Regions from separate parts of the Mus musculus genome. Here region 2 is linked to region 1. A link is a contact called in ENCODE POLR2A ChIA-PET data. All regions are on one chromosome and are shown on one strand. Each heading gives the region's core, a stretch centred on a gene start or an enhancer-like site at or near the end of the contact. The rest is flanking DNA. Distances are from core to core; before and after follow the strand shown.

What was found. ChIA-PET counts read pairs that join two places held with the same protein, here RNA polymerase II (POLR2A).
Region 2: POLR2A ChIA-PET joins it to region 1 with 91 read pairs in Patski. The contact joins the promoter of Trim7 here to the promoter of Rack1 in region 1. POLR2A ChIA-PET finds 5 or more read pairs at or near these places in 5 of 5 experiments (Patski and embryonic stem cell).

The regions. Positions count from the first base shown.
Region 1 is chr11:48,798,038-48,803,554 of GRCm38, reverse strand. Rack1 (receptor for activated C kinase 1) reads right to left here and starts at 3,195. Exons shown (of 8, transcript NM_008143.3): 1 at 2,983-3,195; 2 at 1,721-1,892; 3 at 1,135-1,282; 4 at 56-151. The coding sequence starts at 3,091. Gm36109 (predicted gene, 36109) reads left to right here and starts at 4,152. Exons shown (of 2, transcript NR_166852.1): 1 at 4,152-4,174. It overlaps LOC115485831 (a small nucleolar RNA gene), which reads right to left and starts at 2,690; the gene lies at 2,623-2,690. Snord96a (small nucleolar RNA, C/D box 96A) reads right to left here and starts at 1,522; the gene lies at 1,446-1,522. It also overlaps Snord95.
Region 2 is chr11:48,834,853-48,840,369 of GRCm38, reverse strand. It overlaps Trim7 (tripartite motif-containing 7), which reads right to left and starts at 2,899. Exons shown (of 7, transcript NM_001347446.1): 1 at 2,325-2,899; 2 at 1,438-1,533. The coding sequence starts at 2,843.

The DNA of each region.
Region 1 (5,517 bases), core at 1,946-4,445:
GAATGGGAATACATTTGGGATTTTTGGCAGAGCTATGCCCTTGCTTGAAGCTTACCTTGACCAGCTTGTCCCATCCGCAGGAGACGATGATAGGGTTGCTGCTGTTCGGGGAGAAGCGGACACAAGACACCCATTCTGAATGACTCTCATCCTACAGAAGATGCAGGGGAAGGTTAAGGGGAAGCAGTCTTTCTCCCAGATTACAGATCTCTACCACACTTCCCTAGGTGGGACAACAGCAGTCTTCCACTCAGTTGGCAAAGCCACCTGAGGTCAAGCCCGCTGACATTTGAATCCTAAGATGACCCCCAGAGCTCACCCACTACTCATAGAGTACAGGACCAGGCACAGCTCAGAAACAGCCTCTGGATTTCAGCAAAGCAACTCAGATGGCATGTTGTGGTCATCACTGTTGGGCCTGGCTTGTAGCCCCTTAAATACACATCTCTAGGAGGTAGGTGAGAGACTTAAGATCATTTAACCCTTAGGGCAGTTTTAGTAGATATCTGGGTATCTGCGTATGTGCCAAGACCCTGCCCAATTTATGCCCTGGTTTGGGTTTCCATGGCCCAACCTAATATGGAATGAAAGGGGGAAGTACCACCTCTAGCTAGCCTTTTAACCCCAGCAGTTTAAAAGCACACCCATCTCAGCCAGATCTACACAGAAACCCCTTCTCAAACAAATAAAAAATTCTGGGGCTGGTGAGATGGCTCAGCTGTTAAGAGCGCTGACTACTCTTTCCAGAGGTCCTGAGTTCAAATCCCAGCAACTACATGGTGGCTCACAACCATCCTTTAACAAAATCTGATGCCCTCTTCTGGAGTGTCTGAAGACAGCTACAGCGTACTTAAATAAAATTCCAACGCCTGTAAGTCCCATGCCAGTCACAAGCCAGCATGCTTAGCTTAAAAATAACAAAAAACAACCCCAGACAGTCACAGGACTAACAACACACAATGAAAAGCTAAAGAGGCAGTCGGTGGCACACAGCTTCACCCCAACACCTAGGAGTCAGATCACTCCAGGCCACCAGGACTACCTAGTGAGGAACCCACCTCAGAAACAACCCAAGTCCCCAGGGGGCGGGAGGTAGCCCTGAACATGCTGTCCCTACCACCCTTATCCCTTTACCTGGACCGTGTACTTGCAGACACCCAGAGTATTCCATAACTTTATGGTCTTGTCTCGGGACCCAGAGACAATCTGCCGGTTGTCAGAGGAGAAGGCCACGCTCAACACATCCTTGGTGTGGCCGACAAATCGCCTTGTGGTGGTGCCCCTAAGAAGGAGAACCTGGTCACTTTCTAGACAGGTTTTGTCCATCCAGCTAGAGCCTTTTCCTAGCTTCATCCTTGCCCCGTAGGCTCTATTACCCCACACAGTCCACACGTGGCTTAGAACCTACTACTAGCCTATGTCATGTCTGACATGTATCAGAGAACCCATTCAGAATTGCAGGACATGTCCTCATTCCCTTGTGGGGGATTGGTTGACAATGTCGTCTTGTCATCACTAGGATCCTCTATTACATCTGCCAAATGCCCATCTAAGACAACGTACAAGATGAGACACTTCATAGGTACCCAGTTTAAAACAACACCCCCAAATGTTGCTTTACCCTCTACAAAAGGACCAATTACCAAGGGGAGACTGCACCCCGGCGAATCTACCTCAGTTCTGCCCACTTTCCCCCCAAGATTCCAAAGCAGCTACTTGCGTTGTGAGATCCCAGAGGCGCAGCGTTCCGTCCCAGGAGCCCGAGAGGGCAAACTGACCATCAGAGGAGATAACAACATCACTAACGAAGTGGGAGTGACCTCTCAGAGCACGCTGTGGTATGCCATAGTTGGTCTCATCTCTGGTCAGCTTCCACATGATGATGGTCTTGTCTAAAAGGGTTGGTAAAGGTTGGTATAAGCCTACTTACTGTGCACCATTTACAGTCTTAAAGTCACTGGGGCCAGTAAACGGGACAGAGAAACTTCAAGTTATAAATAAAAGAGGCTTACTACTCTACAATATCAAGAGCTGTAGATCTCAGCTGTAATGTGAGACTATGGGCACCACACTTCCTGGGATTGAGACTTAAGTTCCACATTCAAAATGTATTTTATTTAAAGTGGCTCCCTACATACATATGTGTGCTACCTGTGTCTATGGTGTTCAGAAGTGCGTGTCAGGTCTCCTGGAACTAGTTTCAGATGACTGCAAGCTACCATGCAGGGTCTGGGAAACTAACCCTAACCTTAGTCATCGTCCGGGCCCGAGACTAATTAACAGCAGAAGCACCACTTGGGTGTATGTAGGCTGAGCAGAGACAGCCTTTCCCGCCTGAGAGTTACTGAAATAAATGCAGCCGTTATTGTAGCATCAGACACAATCCTAGCCACGAACCAACTTACACAGAAACGGACAATAATAAGCCTAGTATTAGGTAGGAGAGAAAATGAGCATAATTTTGGGGTGGGTAGGGAGGAAATACACATGAAGATACATCATTAAAGAAAAAAAATCATTAGTTACAAGAAAACCTAGGGCGGGACAATCAAGTCCGGAAATGTGGGGAACAAGGCATCTACAAAGTTTACCCACTGTCTATAGTTTAGGGCCAGGCGACAACAGCTCAGAAACAGCCTCTGGATTTCAGCAAAGCCACTCAGATGGCATGTTGGGGTCATCATTGCTCCGCCCGTCTTGTAGCCCCGTAAAACTACTTAAACACATCTCCAGGAAGCAAGCGAGAGATTTAAAATCGCCAACTTTGGGAGGTGGGGTGTGAGTACAGTTGCGCGACGTGTCTCGGTTTCCGTTCATGTGTAAAGGGTCGTCCCGGTTGGGGCCCAAGTTGGGGTATGCACGCCCCAACTAACAACTGGGTTGGGGAATGAACCGAGCCAACACGCGCGCCACTTGCTTAACCACGAGACTCTCATGCAGTCCCCAGGACACCGGGTGATTTACCCGGCATGCAGCCCGTACCTCGAGACGCAGACAGGATCATGTCCGGGAACTGCGGTGTGGTGGCGATCTGTGTTACCCATCCATTGTGGCCCTTAAGGGTCCCGCGAAGGGTCATCTGCTCGGTCATGGCTGCAGTTGATGCGAGGGTCGCCGCAGCGACAAGGATGGCACCGGATAGCTCAGAGAGCCAAGCACCACAGCGGCTGCCACCACGACCCTGTGGAGAAAAAGAAAGAGCGGCCTCCGCCGGAACCGGAAATACTCGGAGAGCAAGGCGGGGATTCCCATGATTCACTGCTGCTCAAAGATAGCTGCACTGAGAAGTGGGAGGAACTGGGAGAGTAGGTCTCAAGTATCGTCGTTTCTTCTGCCACGCAACCTAGTTTGGCAGCGCTGTACAAATGCATTCTGAAGCCAGATGCGCCAGGGTTTTAGAAAGGCTTCTCGGGAGATTAAAGCATGCCGTGGAAGCAGAAGTGGGGCTGAGGGCACACAAGCAAACTACAGTGGCCTCTCCGCCCTTACGTGGCAGAGACGCGGCTCCGCCCTTTCCGCTTCTGTTCAGTTCCTTGGTTGGAGACCCCGGCTCCAACTTTGACTTACGGAAGTACAATTAAAGTCGCAATTAGAGGCGTGTGCCAGCAAATCTGGCCTGTTTGTTTGTTTTATGGCAAAATTTCATGTAGCGAAGGCTAGTCTTAAACTGGTTGTGTTGCCAAGGATGGTTTTGAACTACCGACCTGCTTCTGTCTCCCAAGTACTGGAATTATAAACCGAGCCGCCGCCCGGCGAGGCTATAAAGGAGGAAGTGCTGGGTTCAGATTTCTGGGGATTCTGTTGGAAGCCCTTTCTGTGCCTCTGATCATTCCCCAGAAAAGCCTGCTGGTCTGTCTTGTGCTGCCCTGAAAGAAGTGTTCCCGGACGGGGAAGCAGAGGAACACGGATAGCCTGGCAACCCGATGACCTCAACACGTGTTCAAATTTTGTAGTGTTTCCAAATGTCACAGATCTGGCCTTAAAAAGTTTTAACTGTATGTTTTAAAGTATTTGTGTGTGAGTGCGCTTGTGATTGCCACAGAGCACTGGCTGAAGTCAGGAATTTTCTCTCCTGCCATGTGTGTTTGGCTACAGCCGATTTGTTCAGCTTCACTTTTTTTTTTTTTTTTTTTTTTTTTTTTTTTTTTTTAAGGAGCACACACAGGTCAGGAAGGTAAGCAACCACTAATGTCTATGTGAACTAAAGGATACATTTAATTATTTATTTTAGTGCTATGGGTTGAACTCCCACATGCTAGGAAGAGTGCCTTACAGAGTTAAATCCACCCAACTCCCAGCCTTGTTTAGTTTTTGTTCGTTTTTTTGTTTGTTTTTTGTTTTTCGAGACAGGGTTTCTCTGTGTAGTCCTGGCTGTCCTGAAACTCACTCTGTAGACCAGGCTGGCCTCGATGATGGAATTCATCACCACATTCAACCTTGTTTCGTTTTGATTCAGGATGTGCATAGCTCAAATTGGCCTTAAATTTATGATCTCCCTTCCTCAGCCTGCCAAGTAACTAAGATTATAGCCCTAAAACACCAAGCCCTAGGTATAAGTATTTGTTTTTCTTTCTTTTTTTTTCTTTTTTTTGGTTTTGTTTTGTTTTGGAGACAGTGTTTCTCTTTGTATCCCTGGCTCTCTGTAGACCATGCTGGCTTGTTTTTTTCTATTCGTAAATTGCATGGAATTTAACTTCTCCTCCTCCTCTTCTTATGTGTTTTGTTTTTCCAGACAATGTGTAGCCTTAGCTGCTCTGGAACTTGCCCTCTAGACCAGGATGGCCCTGAAGTCCGAGTTCACCTGCCTCTGTCTCCCAAGCGCTGGGACTAAAGACATGCACCACCATCATCCAGCTGAGTTTAGTTTCTTATCTGTGATAAGAGATTGAAATTAGTACTTATAAAATATGGTAGTGCGGAGAATAAAGGAATATAGGAGACTAAGCATGGTGTCAGAGGTTTGGGATCCGAGTGTTCAGGAGGCAGAAGTAGGAAGATCACTGATGTCACGGCTGACCTAGTCTATTTAGTAAATTCCAGGCAAGCCAGCTTAGGTCACAGATAAGAACCGAAGGAAGAAAGAAGCCGGATGGCCATTTTGTTTTGTTTGTAGTTTACGTCTTATCATGGTGGGGTAAGACAGTGAGGTTAAGTTTGGAGGGAAGCCATAGGCAGATGTGAAAGCACAATATCTTGTGGGTATCTGGGGAATAGTTCCATTGCAAAGGCTTTTGGCTGGGATCCGTAGGCCGAGCAGTGAGAGTTGCCAGAGTTTGCTGGGATTAGGGGACCTTAGCAAGGTGCACTGGAAGGCATTTGGAAAGGAAGGTATATGTTAGGTGAATGTTGTGTGAAGTTGCAGCCCCCTGTGGTTGCTCAGAGATGTAAAAACCAGGGTCTCTCAATTAAGACCACTTGCTCTGCCGGCCTGTTGCAGACTCACCCGTTGTAGTCTCGGTGGAATATGCAGGGTACTACCCTGGATGTGTTCTTTCACAACCAGAGGGATGCCTTCTT
Region 2 (5,517 bases), core at 1,650-4,149, 37 kb before region 1:
GAGATGGCATGTGCTAAACAATGTCCTGGGGAGGAGAGTCAGAGACTTCGATGTTACCCAGGCCATAGAGAATGTCCTCTTCATCACAGGTGCAAACCAAAGAGGTGGAACAAAGGTCTGGATGGGTGAACTCTGCTTTAGGAAATGAATGGTCAGATGTAAAAGTCTGGGATGTCCAATAGCTACAGATATAAAAGCAGTTAAGGATAAGGGGAGGGCCAGGCATGGTGGCACACAGCTTCAATCCAGCACTAAGGAGGCAGAAGCAGGTGGATCTCTGTAGGTCTGAGGCCAGCCTGGTCTATGTAGCAAGTTTCAGGGTAGCCTGGGCTATAGAGAGATACCTTGTCTCAAACAAAACAGAACAATAATAGCAACCACATAGGGCCCAGAAAGGAGCCTGTGTATCTGAGTTTCATGGGCTTCCCTTCCTAACCTAAGGGCTTAGGGCTGGTGAAATAAATATCTCAACAGGTAAAGCTGTTTGGCTCATAAGCCTGGCAACCCCAGTTCAATCCCTAGAATTTACCTTAAGGTAGAAGACAGGAACTGACACAAAGTTGCCCTCTGACCTTTACAGGCAGACAGTAGCCCATGCACCCAACTATAGAAACACAAATAAATAGATAGGTAAATAGATAATTTTTTAAAGCATAAGAGGGTCCCTCCAGGCCTCCCCTCTGATCCCAGTTTCATAAACAAATGACCTTGCCTTAAAAGGCACTCGTGGTTCCTCCTTTCATTCTCAGGCACCTTTGAGCCAAGAACTGAATTTGTGAGGTAGAAAATGATAGTGACTCGTGTTTGTCCATAGTAACCAAAACAAGTCCCCAAGCCACAGTGCTCTGCCAGGAACAGCTCTGATCCCTCCTCAGCATCAGCACAAAGGGCTTCTCTGTGCAGTTTTGCTATCCTGGAACTCATGCTGAAGACCAGGCTGGCCTCGAACTCACAGTGATCTGCCGGCCTTGACTCAATGTGCTGGGATTAAAGGAATGTGCCCCCACTGCCCAGCCAGAAACCTCTAATTCTTAAATTAAAGCTCAGAAAACAAAACGTTTTCCTCACTGTTTTTTTTCCTCCTGTGGCAGAACATGCCTCAGGCATGTGTGGCTCCTCACCGTATGTTCCTACTTAATATGACGTGTTTCTGTGAAGAAATGCTAATGCATTCAAATTACAAGATGCTGCTACAGGTCCTAACTGGTTTGTTACGAATGACTGTGCACCCTAAAGATGAATTGAACAGCTCTAGTTTATATTATAAATTATATAGTCAACCTCTGTAATGTATACCATATTGTCTTTCTGAAATCCACCCTACTGTTTCAACCATATTCTCTCTCTCTCTCTCTCTCTCTCTCTCTCTCTCTCTCTCTCTCTCTCTCTCTCTGCCTTGGTCATCCACAACCCTATGCTTCTCACACTTGGACTCACTAGAAGCTCCTTGCTCTCCCTCTCCTCTGTTGACCGGAACGCTTCATAGTCTTCCAGTACCTTCTTCAAGGCCCTCAGCCTGGAATCCAGCAACTCCTGTGGTAGAAGGAAGACACGTGGTCAGAAAATTCTGGATACCCTCTCGTGTACTTTCCTAGAACCATCCAGGAGAAAGCCAAGATTCTGCTCTCAGGAGCAGGAGACTGGATAGATACCATCTCTGGCTATGGGGTGAACAGAGACTTGCAGACTAAGCCTATTGGTGCAGAACAAATGCAGGGGAACTCCAAAGGTCCGGGAGTCTCACTTCCTCAAGGGCATCAATCACGTGGTCTGCGGTGAGAATCGAGACTCCCACCTTGGTTCGGTCTATCTTATCTTCAGCTCTCCTCTCATCCTGTAGGAAGGCTGGAGCACAACAGGGCAGCAGAGACTGGGAGCTGCACACGCCTCTTGTGCCGCAGCCTATCGAGGGACAGACTAAAAGGGAAGATGCCCAGAACCAATGGGCTTCACAGCCCTTCAGACAGACCACCTAACCCAGGACGCTATTCTGTGTTCTTCCTCTTTGAACTTGGTACTTTGTGTAGTGCCACGCCCCTGGGAACGCAGTAGGAGTGTGGCAGTGGATATGTGGGCGTGACAAACAGAATTTCTCCTGGGCAGAGTTACATTAGCGGTTGGGGACAGACAAGATTTCAAGTCCCTGGGGCCATCTTCCAGGCCTCCAGGCATCGGGCTCTGAGGGACGAGAAGAGATGAGGGGAAAACAGTTTTAGAAAGAGAAAAAGGAGACCGGGGCTTTTCTGTAGGACCCTGCCTGCAGTCCGCAAGGAGAGCTGGGAGGGCTGGAGCAGAGCCAGGGCTCCGGGACATCCTGCACCCACCTTGGCCTCCTGCACCGCCTCCTCCAGCGGCAGCACGGCGTGCGAACGGTGCTCGCGGGCGCGGTCGCACACCACGCAAATGGCGCGGCCGTCGTCTTGGCAGTAGAGCTTAAGTTGCTCTCCGTGTTGGGAGCACCGCGCAGCCGCCGCCCGGGCAGGCACCGCTGGAGTCCCGCGCTCCCCGGGGGCGGTGGGGGGCAGGCTGAAGCGCCGAAGGAGCGAGGCCACCGCGGCCAGCTGTCGATTGGGTCGCAGCTGGCTGGGGCGCGCGGGCTCGCGGCACTGAGGACAGGGCAGTGGGCAGGGCAGCGTGCGGGTCGCCGTGCCGGTCCCAGCTCCGGGACGCTCCCAGCAGCGCATAATACAGGCTCGGCAGAAGCTGTGGCCGCATTCGACTGACACCGGCTCCCGGAAAAACTCTAGGCAGATGGAGCACGTCGCCTCGCCTTGGAGCTCTGCCGCTAGGGCCAGCGCCTCGGCTCCTGCGTTCGGCCCGGTCCGCGGCCCCACAGTCGCCATCCGTGTCCTTAGTACATTCGAGTCTTGTGGCTTTGGGGAGGTCCCTGGATGCTACTGTCCAAGCTGGGCTGAGCTCCGAGTACCCACTGGGCGAGGAGGGGCGGGGCCGGCAGCGGGCAAGCTGAGACGTGAGCCGAGGGTGCACCCAGCTGAGAATGGAGGCAGGTGCTGCCCTTTCTCTGGGTTCCCAAAGCCACCACCCTAGCCCCGATCTCCCTTTTGTCGACCCCCCTTCCACCGCCTTTCTAGGCCGCCCAGTATGGCCCAGTCAGCAGTAGGGAACTGTCGGGGACAGGTGAGCGCGCAAGGCCAGCTGGGCTCCACTCCCAGTAGCTGACCTAGGCTGACCCTGCCCTACAGGGGCAAAGGCCTGGCTCCCGGGACAAGGTGTCTGGTTCCCCGCATACCGACTCATCCTGGCACTGCGCTGAGCTAAACTTAGGGTCTGGAATTTGGCTCTACCTCCTCATCCCAAGCGTGGCCTTTTGTCCACTTTTGTAACTACATCATCTCTTACAGTTATCCCTTTAATTTTGAACAAGTAATACAGCCATTTACCCTCATTTCATTCAGAATCCACACCTACCCCAAATCCCTCTGTCTCTCCCCAGCTGGTATACAGCTGGGTTCCAGGGACCGTTTTGTTTTTGTTTTTGGAGTAGTTTTTCTATCCTTTCATTCTGGAGGCCACTTGGGTCAAGCTTCTTTCTCTGCCTCTCTCAAAACCTCTCTTGTCAATGTCTCTATCCACTCGCCCAATTCTAACCGAGAGTTGCAAACCTCACCTCTCTGGTGTGTCTGTCCTTCCTCACAGCATTTTCTCCTCGCCACTCGGGATGCTACCACCTCCATTTCTCTCCGGTCTATGACCTCCTACTTTCTTCTTGGGTTCTAGAGTCCCCCACTCGGCTCCTTGCCCTGGTTCAATCCCCCGGCCTCAGTCACCACACTCTACAATCGCTTCCATTTTTAAAAAATTTTTTTAACTTTAGAGAACCCTTTCAGAGCCCATGTCTCCACAGTATCCATCAGAGCCCTCTGCTCAAACCCCACCAGTGAGTGGCTGCTAACTCCCAGGAAAGAAGTTGAAGTCTTCATAATAACCTCAAGGCTCTTGCTTGACTCTCCTCTTCCACCATGGGACGTTTTAAATTTTCTGCAAACTCACCTACAATTATTTTGAAGATAAGGAACATTATTAGGTCAGTTGAAGAAACAAGTGAATCCCTGGACTAAAGAATGGCCACCGGTTTCAGGCACAGGACAACTGATGGTGAGCTAAGGCTCTTCTGGTTCACCAAGAACTCAGAGTCATGACATCGAGGACCTTCGGTGATGTGTTATTTGCTGGGCCTGGTGGCACAGACCTGTAAATCACAGCGTTAAAGGGCACGGGGTCAGGAGTTCAAGGTCATCCCTTGTCATAGCCATCCCATCCCCCATGGTCAGCTTGGGTTATATGAAACCCAGCTTCAAAAAAAAAAAAAAAAAAAAAGTTTTTTTCTGTGGAACTCTCAAGTATCTCGCTTATGCCTTTGCAGTTTTTATTTTAACTTGGTCACTTTTTCTATCCAAATCTCTCATTCACATACAATATGTAATCCAGTGTGGCAAAGACCTCTTGAGTATACAGCAGAGCACCTGACTCACGGGGACACCATATTGAAGCAGTTTGATTAGTTTATGGTTGACCTGCGACTGTCACCCAGACACACAACTAGCTCTTTACCAGCGAGCCAGTCCCTGGGCTCATCTCGCTGATCTGTCTTCTGGCCAAAATCTGTACAGTGTGATACCCGGCGTCTCCAGGCCTCCTCTCAAATGCTACTTTATCCATGAAGCCTACAGACCATCACACACAGATTTTGTTACAGGGCCACAGACTTAATAGGCCCTGAGATCTTAGCACAACTGACTCCATGATGGAAGTGCCATTACAGGCTGTCACACTCAGCGTTTAGACAGCACCACCTGCCAAAAACCTAATCCATCTAAAGCAAAGACCTAATCCATCCAAGTCTGCATCGCTCTGAGGAAAATCTCTAAATGTACTAACCTTGCTTCTATAGATCTGCTTCTGGCCAACTGTTCTGGTTAACTGAAGAATGTCAACTCAGACCATGCTTGTGTATTTAAAAGCTCACCCTGAGAAGGGCTCGGGGCTACACTGGGATCCTGTAAACCCAGTGTAGTAGTCAGATGACAAATAAAGACGTTCTATTGGCTTCTACCCATGTCTGAGCAGGAGTCTATGGTGAATACCTTACAACAATTTACGATTGGCGGTGGGGGTAGGGATTGGAGATGGTTCAGTGGGTAAGTACAGAAAGGATCCAGGTTCTCAGAACCTGTTTACAACTGTAACTAGAGTTACAGAGGATGGAGTGACTTCTGACCTCCTTAGGCACTCATAGTACACATACATACATGCTGGCAAAACACTCATTACATAAGATGAATAAACCTTTATTAACAACAACAACAACATCGAGCACTGGAAAACCTGCCCACCTCCTATGCACTTACTCCATTTAGAGCACTTAACTTCATTATTTCGTTTAAACATTTTATATTTTACTACATTATCTTGCATTTAAAACAAAAAGCAAACGTATCTTTCTTTTTCGGGTCACGGTTCTATTTTGTCCTAAGTGCCTGATGAGTAAGTCTCTCT